Linked DNA regions of Homo sapiens: region 2 is linked to region 1. The links are chromatin loops, found by intact Hi-C in ENCODE. Cell type or tissue: HCT116. All regions are shown on one strand. Links, peaks and the distances in the headings refer to the core of each region. The heading gives the core; the rest is flanking DNA.

Evidence for each region. A loop is a pair of places that touch in the nucleus more often than their neighbours do. Peaks named below come from ENCODE experiments on the same cell type or tissue, not always from the same donor. Only the 100,000 strongest peaks of a DNase experiment are listed, where the experiment ranks them.
Region 2: it touches region 1 in a loop (7-fold over the local background); 8 of 110 quality-filtered maps call a loop at or near these places.

Annotation. Positions count from the first base shown.
Region 1 is chr15:81,263,011-81,269,003 of GRCh38, reverse strand. IL16 (interleukin 16) reads right to left here. Exons shown (of 19, transcript NM_172217.5): 4 at 3,203-3,345. Among named protein-coding and RNA genes, the nearest start is that of STARD5, 58 kb to the left of the region's middle. RefSeq lists an enhancer at 3,636-3,705. In HCT116, for the core only: CTCF peaks have their summits at 2,368 and 2,999 (motif pointing right); DNase peaks (open chromatin) are centred at 2,423 and 3,003; H3K4me3 peaks cover 1,035 bases.
Region 2 is chr15:80,773,653-80,779,645 of GRCh38, reverse strand. It overlaps CEMIP (cell migration inducing hyaluronidase 1), which reads right to left and starts at 276. Exons shown (of 30, transcript NM_001293298.2): 1 at 32-276. RefSeq lists a silencer at 375-654. In HCT116, for the core only: a CTCF peak has its summit at 3,016 (motif pointing right); a DNase peak (open chromatin) is centred at 3,015.

The DNA of each region.
Region 1 (5,993 bases), core at 1,885-4,384:
CCGCCCTGCAGAGGGGAAATACGGCTTAGTGGTGAGAGCTTAGACTTGGGAACCCCATTGTCTGGGTTCTTCTGACTCTGCCCATTATCAGCTGGCGGGTGACCTTAGCTTAGTGACTTAGCCCTCTCTGCCTCAGTTTCCTCAGCTGTAAAAGCATGGTCCTAATGGGGCCTATCTAATAGTGTCATTTTGAAGAATAAATCTATGCGAGTGCTTAAAATGGTGCCCGACACATAGCAAGTGCCTTAGAAATGTTTCTTGTCATTATTATAAATTCTAAGACTGTTTGCTACTTTCAGCATTTAATATTTGGAAAGAGTCTGGGGCTGAAGGCTGTGCTTCCTGCATGTCCACGAAAGCAGACACATCAGCTGTGAATGTGGAGGTAGCTGCTTGCTCCCTGCTCTCTGATATCGGAGATGCCGCAAGGCAGAACCAGGATCCCGGGCTGCTGACTCCCAGGCCCATGCTGTCCCCATGCCACCTGGGCAGAGGAAGCAGCAGGGCATGGGCTCTGAGCTGCCTGTGTTCATATCCATCCTGTTGCTATGAATTAGATGACCTTCGGAAGGCCACTTAACTTCTCTCAGCCTGGCCTCTGTATCTGTCAAAGGTGGATATTAACAGTACTTAGCTCTTTGGGTTGTACTCCCTTGGCTGTATAGCTGTTTGTAAAACACATCGCCTCATGCCTGGAAGGCAGCGAACATGGAATGCATGTTTTCTTTATTACTAGCATTCCCTGGATAACGAGCTGCTCTTCTCTGGATCACCCTCTCTCTTGTTGGCTTGCAGTTGCCCACACCTGATGGGCCGCTCTCTCCAAAGTCACCCAGGAAATACCCAGGTCCTGTAAGCCACTCCCTGGCCTTCCCGTCCACTGTGGATCCCACTTTCTCTTCTTCTCTCCCAGAAACAACCTTCCTCTGATAACTCCCTCTCCTCCTCCTTTGGAGGGCTGTTATGAAGACAATGTGAAATCACGCATGGACATCCGTGGTGGTTAATTTTCTGTGTCCACTTGACTGGGCCACATGGGTGCCCATATATTTAGTCAACCATTATTCTGTGTGTGTCTATGAGGGTGCTTTGGAATGAGATGAGCATTGAAATCTGTAGCCAAAGCACATCACCTGCCCTGATGCAGGTGAGCCTCATCCAATCTGCTGAAGTCCTGAATAGAGAAAAGACAGACCTCCCCTGAGTTAGAAAGCATCCTTCGTGCGTGACTGCCTTTGAACTAGGACATCAGCCTTTTTCCTGTCTTTATATTCCAACTGAAAAATCAGCCCTTCCTGGGCTTGAGCCTGCTGGCCTTTGGATGGGAACCACACCATTGGCTCTCCTGGTTCTCAGGCCTTTAGACTCTAATTAGGTCTAAACCATAGGCTTCCCTGGGTCTCCAGCTTGTCAATTCATGCTAAAGATCTTGGAACCTGCCTACCTTCATAATCCCATAAACCAACCAATTCATTATGATCAGTCTCTCGCTCTCTCTGTGTGTGTGTGTGTGTGTGTGTGTGTCTGTGTATGTGTGTCTGCGTATGTGTATGTGTGTCTATCTATACATCTCTTATTGGTTCTGTCTCCAACTAACATAGTGTCTAATTGCCTCCTAAACTTTGAGGAGTTGAGTAGAGGGAATAACTGAGTCTCCCACTCCTGTCCCCAAAACACTGCCAATCTCCTGAAGCACTCCTTCCTGGTGGAATGTAACCCCTCAATTCTCTTCAGCACAGCCTCCCAGGCAGCTACTACTGGCTGATCTTTAGCCCATCCCTGCTGGCCAGGTAGGCCTCCTGTTCCCAAGGACCTGGATCCTAGTGCATGAGGCAGCAAAGACAGGAAGCAGCTTCCCCCAGGAAGTACCCGCTAGCCCAATCCTCAGGGACCCAGCGCTGGCTGCAGATATTGGAGGGCTCCAGTGTACTCCTGTATGACCCCAGATGTGCAGAAAACCAGGGACTGGGAAAGTTCTCAGCTCAGGGTGGCACCAGGGAAGCCACCTTCTTCTAACACTAGGACACCACACTCCCAGTTTGGGAATGAAAAACACATTGACTCAAGGAAAGGAAGGGAAGAGAGAGATGAAATTCACTGAGCATCTATTATGTACTATGCAGGGAAACATTGCTTGACCGTGGAGACCCTCCTTGGGAGAGTCAGTTGGTGAGATGAAATGCTAACATAAATGACACTCACAAGACAGGCTGGGTGAGCACTGTGAGAGGAGTGCAGTTGCTTCCTGATGGGCATTTGGGAAAATGTGAAGTCCACGCCTTTGGAGAGATCAGGAGCTTTCCCAGGCAAAAGAGAACCTTAGGAAGGTTTTTGAAGGCTGGGGCAGTTTCTAGAGATAGAGATCAGAGAAGGAGGGGTGAGATGCTACAGACAGAGGGCGCTGTGTGACCAAAAGTGGCAGCGTGCAGCACAGCGTGCTTTGGCTGGGGCTGAAAGGCAAGCTGGTGGGACGTGTGTAGGGTACACTGTGCTTTATATCTGCTTAGCTCTCTGCCTGCAAGCTGACACCTGTAGTGGGAAGGTCATGGACTGAGGAGCACACAGGGCAGTTTAAATTCTGGTCCTATAGGTTTTAAGATGCATAAACCCAGCTACTCACTTTGCCAAGCCTCAGTGTCCTACTATAAAATGGGACTAACAACATATTCCTTTCTAAGCTTGTTTTAAGAATTAGAGGCAATGTTGGTAAAGCAGGTCACTAGATTATAGGAGTGAAAAGCCTTTTCGCACAGGCTTCAGAGTCATAAAGATCAGACTTGAAGTCCCAGCTGTTTCTCCTCAACAGTGTGAATGTGCATAAATCCTTTAACTTGCCCAAGCTGTAGCTCCCTCTTCTACCTCTTAGGAGTATGTGCAGATGAAATAAAGCGATCCACGCAAAGCCATAGTTCAGGGTCCCCCCGCGTGCCGTGTTCTCTACATGTTAGCTCTTAATAGCACACACGTGGCAGCAGTTGCAAGTGCCTGGCACAAGGGGGCGCTCAATGGATGACCATTTCTAATGCGGTTCTCAGCCCAGAGATGGTTGTACCTTCTTGCAGCTACTAAGCGAGACCCTCTCCTCTGTAGTTCTGCGGACAAAAAAACTACTGGGAAGGCCTCTTCAGCCACTGTTAATGTTGGGCCCCTCCCTTCTCCCCGGGAGAAACTCTTCTCTGAGTTTCCCTCCTTCCATTCTTACCGCAGCCTTTCCTGCTGGACAGTCCAATTGTTGAGAGAGGGACTTCCTGTTACTGCAGAGAGAGTAAGGCTGCCTGTCCGTGGGCGCTGCAGATTTCTTGGTCATTGGAAAATCAATTTCTCTTGTGCAATAGGGATTAACACCTAAACCAGAAGAGGAAAAACAGCAAGAAATCATTTGTGCTCTCAAAATGCAAAGTTCAACTAAGAACAATATCAGCCCCTCATTAGCCAGGGGCCAGTGTGACTGTAAACCACTTAACACCCTGTGCCAGGTGCGTGGTGGGGAGAGGTGGCCGCGGAAGACATGAGCAGCATTGTCATGATCTCCACGCATGCTGTCTGTACTGCAGGGTGCAGATGGGACTCTCACTTCCATTTTACCTCCATTCAATGCAACAAGAGTTGACAGGCATTTCCTGCAAGTCAATCAGTGTGCTGAGCTCTCAGAAACCACAATGCTGCATCAGATCCAGGCCCCGGTGTTTTCAATCCCAACCAAGGAGAGAAAGGAGGAAAACACAAAGGTTTCCGAGGACAAGCACAAACAGGCGAGACCCAGTAGGAACAGGGGCAGGGGAGATCCTATCTGACTGGCTCTTACACAGGCACTCACACACAGGGATACACACACACGGAGACAACTCTTGATTCTTTGGATATCTGCAAAAATGCAAAGCGACAGGCTTCCTCTACTTTGTGGAAACCACAGACTTCCTTTCATCCAACCGGGAACTCTACCCTACCTCCCTACCCTACCACATCCAGCTGGGAAAACCTTCACAGATGATCTGATTTAACCTGTCATTGTCTACAACAGTGCTTCCCAAATGAAATATAATGCCAGCCACCTATGTAATTAAAAAATTTTCTAGTAGCCACATTTAAAAAGTGAAAAGAAACAGGAGAGATTAATTTTAATAATATATTTTATTTGGTCTGTTATATCTATTGTTCTTTCAACATATAAATAATATGTAAAATTATTAGTGAGATATTTTACATCCTTTTCTTCTTGCACTTAGTCTTTGAATCCAGTGGGTCTTTGATACTTTCTGCACATTCTGTTTGAATAAGTCACATTTCAAGTGCTCAAGACTACATGTGGCTAATGTGTTGGGCAGTTCCGTTCTAGAGGCCAGGAGAGGGGCAGGGTTTGCCTAGTATCCTGAGGGCCAAGTGAGGCTCGAGTGAATGGACAGGCTTTTGTGAAAAATTCCCCTAGAGGAAAAGGTAAGATTGGTGGTAGTTCAAAGGAAACACAGGATGGAGCAGGGTTGGGTTTGCTTTTATTTTCAGGATGGGAAAGACTTAAGCTTATTTATAGGCTGAAGAGAGGAAGCCACTGGCCAGGGTAGCTTGAGAAGAAAAGAGGAGTGGTATCTCTGAGGGTGTGAGATCCCTAAAAGGGGATGAGGAAAGGAACAAAGACAAGGTGAAGAAGGGAGAGGTTTTGGTCCATCGGGGCCCAGAGAGTGGCTGGGGAAACCTGCCCCTGCAAGAACAGCTGCTCCCAGCAGCTGCTTCAGCGCAAGTAGGTGGCCCTCTCTGAGTTACAGGGACCAACTGCTCCCAGATGGACCAGGAGGGAGAGGAAGCCAGAAGATTCAGAAAACCACACGCTGCAAAGAGAGGACACAGAATCAAGAAAGGGGGGTGAGAGGAGAGGCTAGACATCCTCTAGTGCTAACTCTGCCTGTGCATTATATTTATCCGGAGTGTTTAATAGAAAGGTAGATTTCAGTGCTCCACCCAACCTATTGATCCATATCTGCACGTTTCGGGTCTGGGGAAACCTGTATGTTTGTCAGCCTGTGCAGATGATGCAGGTGGCTCGTCATTTGTCCTTTGGGAACCCTGCTGGAGTTACTCCTTCCTCTATCAGTGAGGAAATGGAAGCCCAGAGGGTTCCGGATCAGTGAAGAAACAGTCTGAGGCATGACCTCAGCCTCCAGAATCCCAGTCTCCCTGCATTCTCTCCATCCACAGCAGTGCAAGGGTGACCTGTGACTTGAAGGTGGCCAGTGGTGCATGCTTTGGGTTCAGAGGGAATGAGGATGAACAAACAGGCTGCCAACTTGGAATGGTTCACAGAGCAGATCAACCTGACCTCAGAGCCACAGGAGAGCCCAGTGCAACTGCTCAGGCCACACCCAGCTCCACTTGTGTGGGGGTTCCAGTTCCCACTAGACATTCAGATCTGTGGGGACGCAGACCAGAGTCAGGACAGAGTGGGTTCTCCAAAACTCTCCCTGGTCTGGGGTCGATTTCTGTGCCCACTTCGGCCCACTGTTTCAGAACATTGCTTGTTGACGCACTCCAGCCAACTAGGAAATGTACCAAAATTATCATCTCCATTGGGGGAAGTTTAAACCAGTTAAGTGTAGAGTATTAAGTGAGTTAACTGAAAGCTGGTTATTACAACCCAATGCAAAAAAAAAAAAAACAAAAAAAAATAGTTTTTGAAAGGGGAGCTATATATTGTCATGATTATATACAAAAAAGCTATATTAGAGCTACATATTGTCATGAGTTTATAAAGTTATGTTGAATTACAAAATGGAAAAATCCATGGAAAAGGGATGAATAACACCAAGCTAACTTCTTCATCTTTCATGAGGGGGACAATTTGGAAAATGTTATGTCAGATATTAATTAATTGATTAAACTTAATTGGGTAATTAATTAAAACTTAAGGAAATCAGAAGTAGAGACAATAATTAAATAAACCTTTCACAATCATTATAGCAAGAGGCCAAGAACAAACAAATGGCAAGGAATCATCAAAATAA
Region 2 (5,993 bases), core at 1,715-4,214, 490 kb after region 1:
ATCCCTGACGCCCCCAGCCAGGCCCTCTTACCTCTGGGTCTGTAGCCGAGACAGTGTCACGCCTCGCGGGCCAGGAGCGCAGCGGCCCCGGACGTCTGGTCGCTGACCGCCAGGCGCCGCGAGCTCCCGGGGCGTGGGCAAGCGGAGTGGTAGCTAGTCTGGGAAATCTGGGTTCAGACCCTGGCCGCGCTCAGCCCCGCTGGCTCCCCGCGCCGCTTGCGCTCGCCAGGCTCTGTCCGATAGCACCGCGCTGGGCTCTGCTTGAGCGCTAGCTCCCCGGCCCTCAGCCGAGAGGCCGCTTTTATAGCCACTTTTACTGACTCCTCCCCCGAGGAGCCCCTGACGCCCGCGCGGCACCGAAGCTCCCTCCCTCGCCCCCCGATGAAACTTCCCTCCACGCGCCCCCGCCTTGCCCAAGTGGGGCGGGGGCCCTGTGCCCGGGCCGGACCGGGGCGGGCTCTGGCGGCGGCTCTGGGAGACGCAGACCTGAGCCCGCGGAGCCCGGGTGCGCAGAGTCCCGCCCGCAGCAGCCAGGTGAGGGCGCTGGAGGCCAGGACTCGGTGGAGCGGCCGCGGCGGACCGCGGAGAGCAAGTCCCCGGGCCTCCAAGGAGCCAGGGTCGCCCGTGCCCCGCTCGCGCCCCGGGGCGCCCTCCGAGGCAAAGAGGCAGTGGAGGACAGGAGAAAAGGTCTGCGCCTGCCACAGAATCGCCGCGAGTCGGGGTCCCAGGCTAAGTCTCAGGATCTCTTTTTAACTCAGCAGCAAAAGAGTAGCCCGAGAAAGAGATTTTGGTATTGGCCTAGCAGTTAATCCGAGAGGAAGATGCTTGGGTGTTCACTGAAAGGCACCTTGGTTTGAAACTGGATTCAGACATGCCAGTTACAACTGTGTACAGGATCTTAACCCCTCCCAGTCTCAGTTTCCTCATCAGGAAAATGGGTTCTGTGATGCTTCCTCACTAGAATGGTGAGGCTTAAATGAGATCAGGAAAGTCCAAGTTCTAAGCACATAATAGGTGCTTGGTAAGTTAGAAACATTCCCTGTGGGTAGGAGGGCTCTGTGCCTCTTTAACTGGACAGGCCAAAGTTCTGAAGGGTCAAAGCAAGAAGGTGCGGCTGGTCTAGACATTCCCTCGCGGGAGGAAACAGTACCAGTAGGAAAAGTTCATCACAACACATCCCTAGGGCATATGGAGTCTCCTCTCAACTCTGCCGCTAACCTACTGTGTGACCAGGGCCAGCTACTTCCCCTGTCTGAGCCTCAGGGTGGTTTTTTTGCAGGGAGGTGAGGAGTGTTTGTTTTTCTTGTTTTGTTTTAATCTGTAAAATGAGGGCGTTGATACCTGCTCTCTGCCTCTTCCACCTTTCAGAGTGTGACTCAGCCCCCTTTCCTGGTTAGCAGAGGCCTCCTAGAATATACATTTCTTTCTTCCTTCCTGCCAGTGTTCTCTGAGAACCAGCTCCTCAGGCAAGGTCTCCATTCTGTGTAGTACACACTAGCTCCGGGACTCTAGGTCTGGACTTTAAGGCCAGGCTGTGGTCGGCAGAAGCTGTGGAAGTCTGTGATCACATCTGGGCTGAAGCAGAAGCCTTTGTCACCTGGTTAAACTGGGAAGTCCTGCAATCCACCTCTAGGCCTCTTCCAGAAAGCGGAACTTGATCCTTACTGGGGGTGGTGGTCAGGATTCTCAGCCCTTCTTTGATTTATTGGGAAGTAATGAACTGGATCCAATGGCAAGCCCTCCTCCCCAACCTTTTCTTTCCAGCCGAATAAAATGGAGCCCCCCCGACCCAGGGCCCCTCTCCCCAGTCCTCACCATGATTCCTGTTTATGTTTTTCTTCCTTAAGGAGCTCCCAGAAACCAGACCCACAAAGAGTTGTGTGTTAGGGGTTTGGGGGTGCTGGGCATTTGGCCCAAATGGAGAAAGGTCGACCTTGAATCAGCCTGGCTTGGCACGACATGCAGGATTTTCCATCAACAGACAGTAGATTTGAGGCCTGAGTGGAGCCAGGTAGCTCTCTGGTGAGGGGCTGGCTCCACAGCCATCTGGGAGATGAAGTGGTAAAGGCAGGGTCCTGTCTAGGGATGGGCCCTGAGAAGTGCTTGGCTATGTTTTCTCAAAGCACTGAAATGCCCAGCACATTCCTCTGGTATCCAGTTTTCTTTATCACAGACCAATGCCCAGGGGAAAAGAGCAGTGCTGATGAATTACAAACAGGCTCCGAATGTCTAAAACCAGATTCTCCAGCCAGTTCTCCATTCAGCACTGCCATTCAGCACTCAGTGATGAACGGGGCGTGCCGCGTAATTCTTTATGGATAAATATAGCAACATGACACTGGTGGATTTACTGCCCACACTTTCGCAATCCATTGTCTTGCTCTTATAAATGCAGAGACAGGAAAGAGCTGGTCAAGAAAGGCTGTGTTAGTTTTCTGATTCTTGCCGAAATCTCCCAGCAGAGAGTCTCCAGAGAGAAGGGAAACGCCCATCAATGGTGTGACCTGCCACCCAGAAAGCCTGCCCTTCCTCCATTCTTTGCATTTGCCTCCAACCCACCTTCCTCAGGTGGGATGCAGCCCCCTCAGCTACATCCTTGTGCAGTAGATTGGCCTGCCTGCTCACTGTTGCCTCAAGCTGCCCAAGTCTGGCATCCTCAGTCTGCTGACAGGATGCCACATCTGTTCCCTAAAACAAGGGCCTCCACACTCCACCTGCTGATCAGCAAAGACAGCACCTGACCCTACAGCAGCCTGCCTTATTACAGTTTAAAAGGTTGGCCACACCTGTGGCTCCATACGCCAAGCCTCCAGACCCAGTTGTCCAGGAAAACCTGGAGTAGACGGGTGGAGGACAAGGAGAAAAGGGAAGCAGGATGTAGTTAGGGTAGTGTGTGAGTGGGCTGTGGGCCTCAAGGTTTCCAGCAGACCCACAAAAAATTAAAACTGAATTGGGCATCTCCACCCTTGGAGAAGCAGCTCACGAATAATGAGCATACTTAAGTCCCACCAACAGGGGTCGCCCTTAGACACTGGGCCTGAAGCTGGCATCAGAAAAGGGAAATTCCCAGGCCTGGATCCGGAGGCCAGATTTCCAGCTCTCAGAGCTGTTGATTCCTGTCTTGTTGGACACAGAAGAGGCTGCCCAGCTGAAGAGAGACATGTCCTCAGCTTTTCTGGTGAGTGAAGGCCTGTGCTGGAACTTATGACAGCAAATCCCAGCTCTGAAAGTGGATTTCTATATCTTCCTCTTCAAACTCACCGTCACTCTAGAGAAAGAACTCTTCTTTCCTGTGTTTTATTTATGTCTAAAACATAGGTAAACGGTGTATGTATGATGTCTTCTTCTTATTTATTTCCTTTTGTTCTAATTGCAAAAAATCACACATGTTCCCTGTAAAAAAATCAACCAACCAACCAACCTTGAAAAACTTAAACAATGAACAAAGAGAAAAGAAATTACCTAACATCAAACATAATGTGTATACATTACAAAAGCTTGAAAAATACAGAAAAACACAAAGGAAAGAAAAAAAAATCACTTCCACTCAAAAATTATTTCTGTTAATTTCAGTATATAGCCAAGCATTTTTCCATGTATAAGTTACATATATAGTTTCACAAATAGATAAATGTATGTAAGTGTTCCATAAATCTTCAATAGCTAGCTCAAAATTATTCTCTTCCATCAGATTGCATGTTCTGAGAGGGCAAGGGCTGTGTCTCTCAAGTTTACCCATCTACCCTGTAGTAGCTCCTATAGTGGCCAACATGAAGTCCACGTGTAGTCCACCGTCAATGAATGAATACACGAATGAGCATTTCCTATAAAGATAACATACATGCGATGGAAAAGGAGACCCAAGTAGTTTACAAACATTTGAAAAGATGCTCAACTTAACACATAAATGAAGAAATACAAATTAATACTAGGCCGAAATACCTGTCAGGCTGGCAAAAATCCAAAAGTTTGACCCTACCTCTGCTGCGGAGGAGGCCAGTAAGGGTGGAGAATCAACCTTTGCATACATCACTGATGAAAACTTACGTTGGTACAACTTGGGAGGGCAGTTTGACAAGATTTATGAAAATATACATAATGTTTGACTCAGCAATTCCAGGAATTTATCTTACAGCTATAATGTGTGAAACAAATAGCACCAGGTTATACACTGTAGCCCTATTTTTAATAGTAAAACAACAACAACAACAACAAACTAGCCTAAGTGCCCAGTAGTAGGGCTAATTAAATAGTGTTGCATCTATATGATGGAGTATTATACAGCTGTTTAAAAGCTGAATAGAATTCTTTTTTTTGAGACGGAGTCTCACTCTGTCGCTGTGGCTGGAGTGTGGTGGTGCCAACTCAGCTCACTGCAACCTCCGCCTCCTGGGTTGAAGTGATTCTCCTGCCTCAGCCTCTGGAGTAGCTGGAACTGTAGTCGTGCGCCACCACACCCAGCTAATTTTTGTATTTTTAGTAGAGATGGGGTTTCACCGTGTTGGCCAGGCTGGTCTCGAACTCCTGACCTCAAGTGATCTGTCCACCTTGGCCTCCCAAAGTGCTGGGATTACAGGCGTGAGCCACTGTGCCTGGCCAGGAATAGGGTAAATTTTATATAGTAAAATAAAAAACTAAAGCATAGAGCAATGTATATATGATACATTTGCACACTACCACTTGTGCAAAAGGGAAGGGGCGGAAAAATACTCTGTATTTGCAATTATTTATGGATGCATAGGAAATTATCTAGAATGACACACAAGAAACAAATAATATGGTTTCCTGTTTGGCAATTGATAGTTCTGGTGAGGGCTGGGAAGATGGAAGAGGGGTGGGATGTCAACTTTTCCTTATGTGCTTTTTTGTAATTTTTTTCTCTTTGAACTAAGTGAATTATTACCTAGTCAAAAATTTAAAACCGGGTGTGGTGGCCAGAGCCTGTAGCCCCAGCTACTCAGGAAGCTGTGGCAGAAAAATCATTCAAGGTTGTGGTGTACTGTGATCAGGGCTGTAAATAGCCACTGCACTCCAGCCTGAGCAACACAGACCCTGTCTGTCTCTAAAAAAAAAAGGAAAACATAAATAATTTTTAAATGACAAAATTATATATAATAATAAGCCTGTTTTTTCAACTAATAATATATCAAACACATTTCCCTGCATTTTAAATCTCTTTCTAAAAATTTTTTAAAACTTTTATTCATTTTTTAGCATTTTTAATAAATTTGTTTATTTCTTTGTTTTTAAATTTTAATCTATTTATTTATTTATATATTTTGAAACCAGGCTATGAGACTGGCTAATTTTTGTATTTTTGGAAGAGACAGGGTTTCCCATGTTGCCCAGTCTGGTCTCGAAGTCCTGGGCTCAAGCAATCCACCTGCCTCCACCTCCCAGTGTGCTGGGATTACAGGCTGAGCCACCAGGCCCAGCCTTAAATTTCTTTCAATATTATTTTACAGTGTTATGCCATTTCCTAATATGGACATAATTTATATAATCACTCCCGTGTTACTGGTTTCAGCATTCTGAACACTCCCATGTGTGCATTTCAGGAAAATTTGGGCACTTCTCAAGAGTTCTTATTTCTTTTTGCATGGCTCATGCGAAGGTACGCTTCAAGACCTAACTCAAATGTCACTGTCTCTGGGAAACGTTTTCTGATCTCCCCAACCCTGCTTGTCTTCCATTGCCTCCCTACCTCCAGCTGTGAGCACTGGAGAATAGGGATGCATCTTCCCTATCTTTCTGTTCCCAGACTAGCACAATGACAACCTGAGTAGATGCTCAGTAGACACACAAATAAATAAACATTTCTTCACTATAATTCATACACTAATCCCAAGAAGAAACTCCTGGCTTAAAAAATAAAAATACAGTTGAGCCATGAACAATGCGGAGTTAGGGGCACCAACTCCCAGCACAGTAGAAAATCCAAGTATAACTTTTGACTCCTCATACACTGAACTACCAATAACCTACTGTTGACC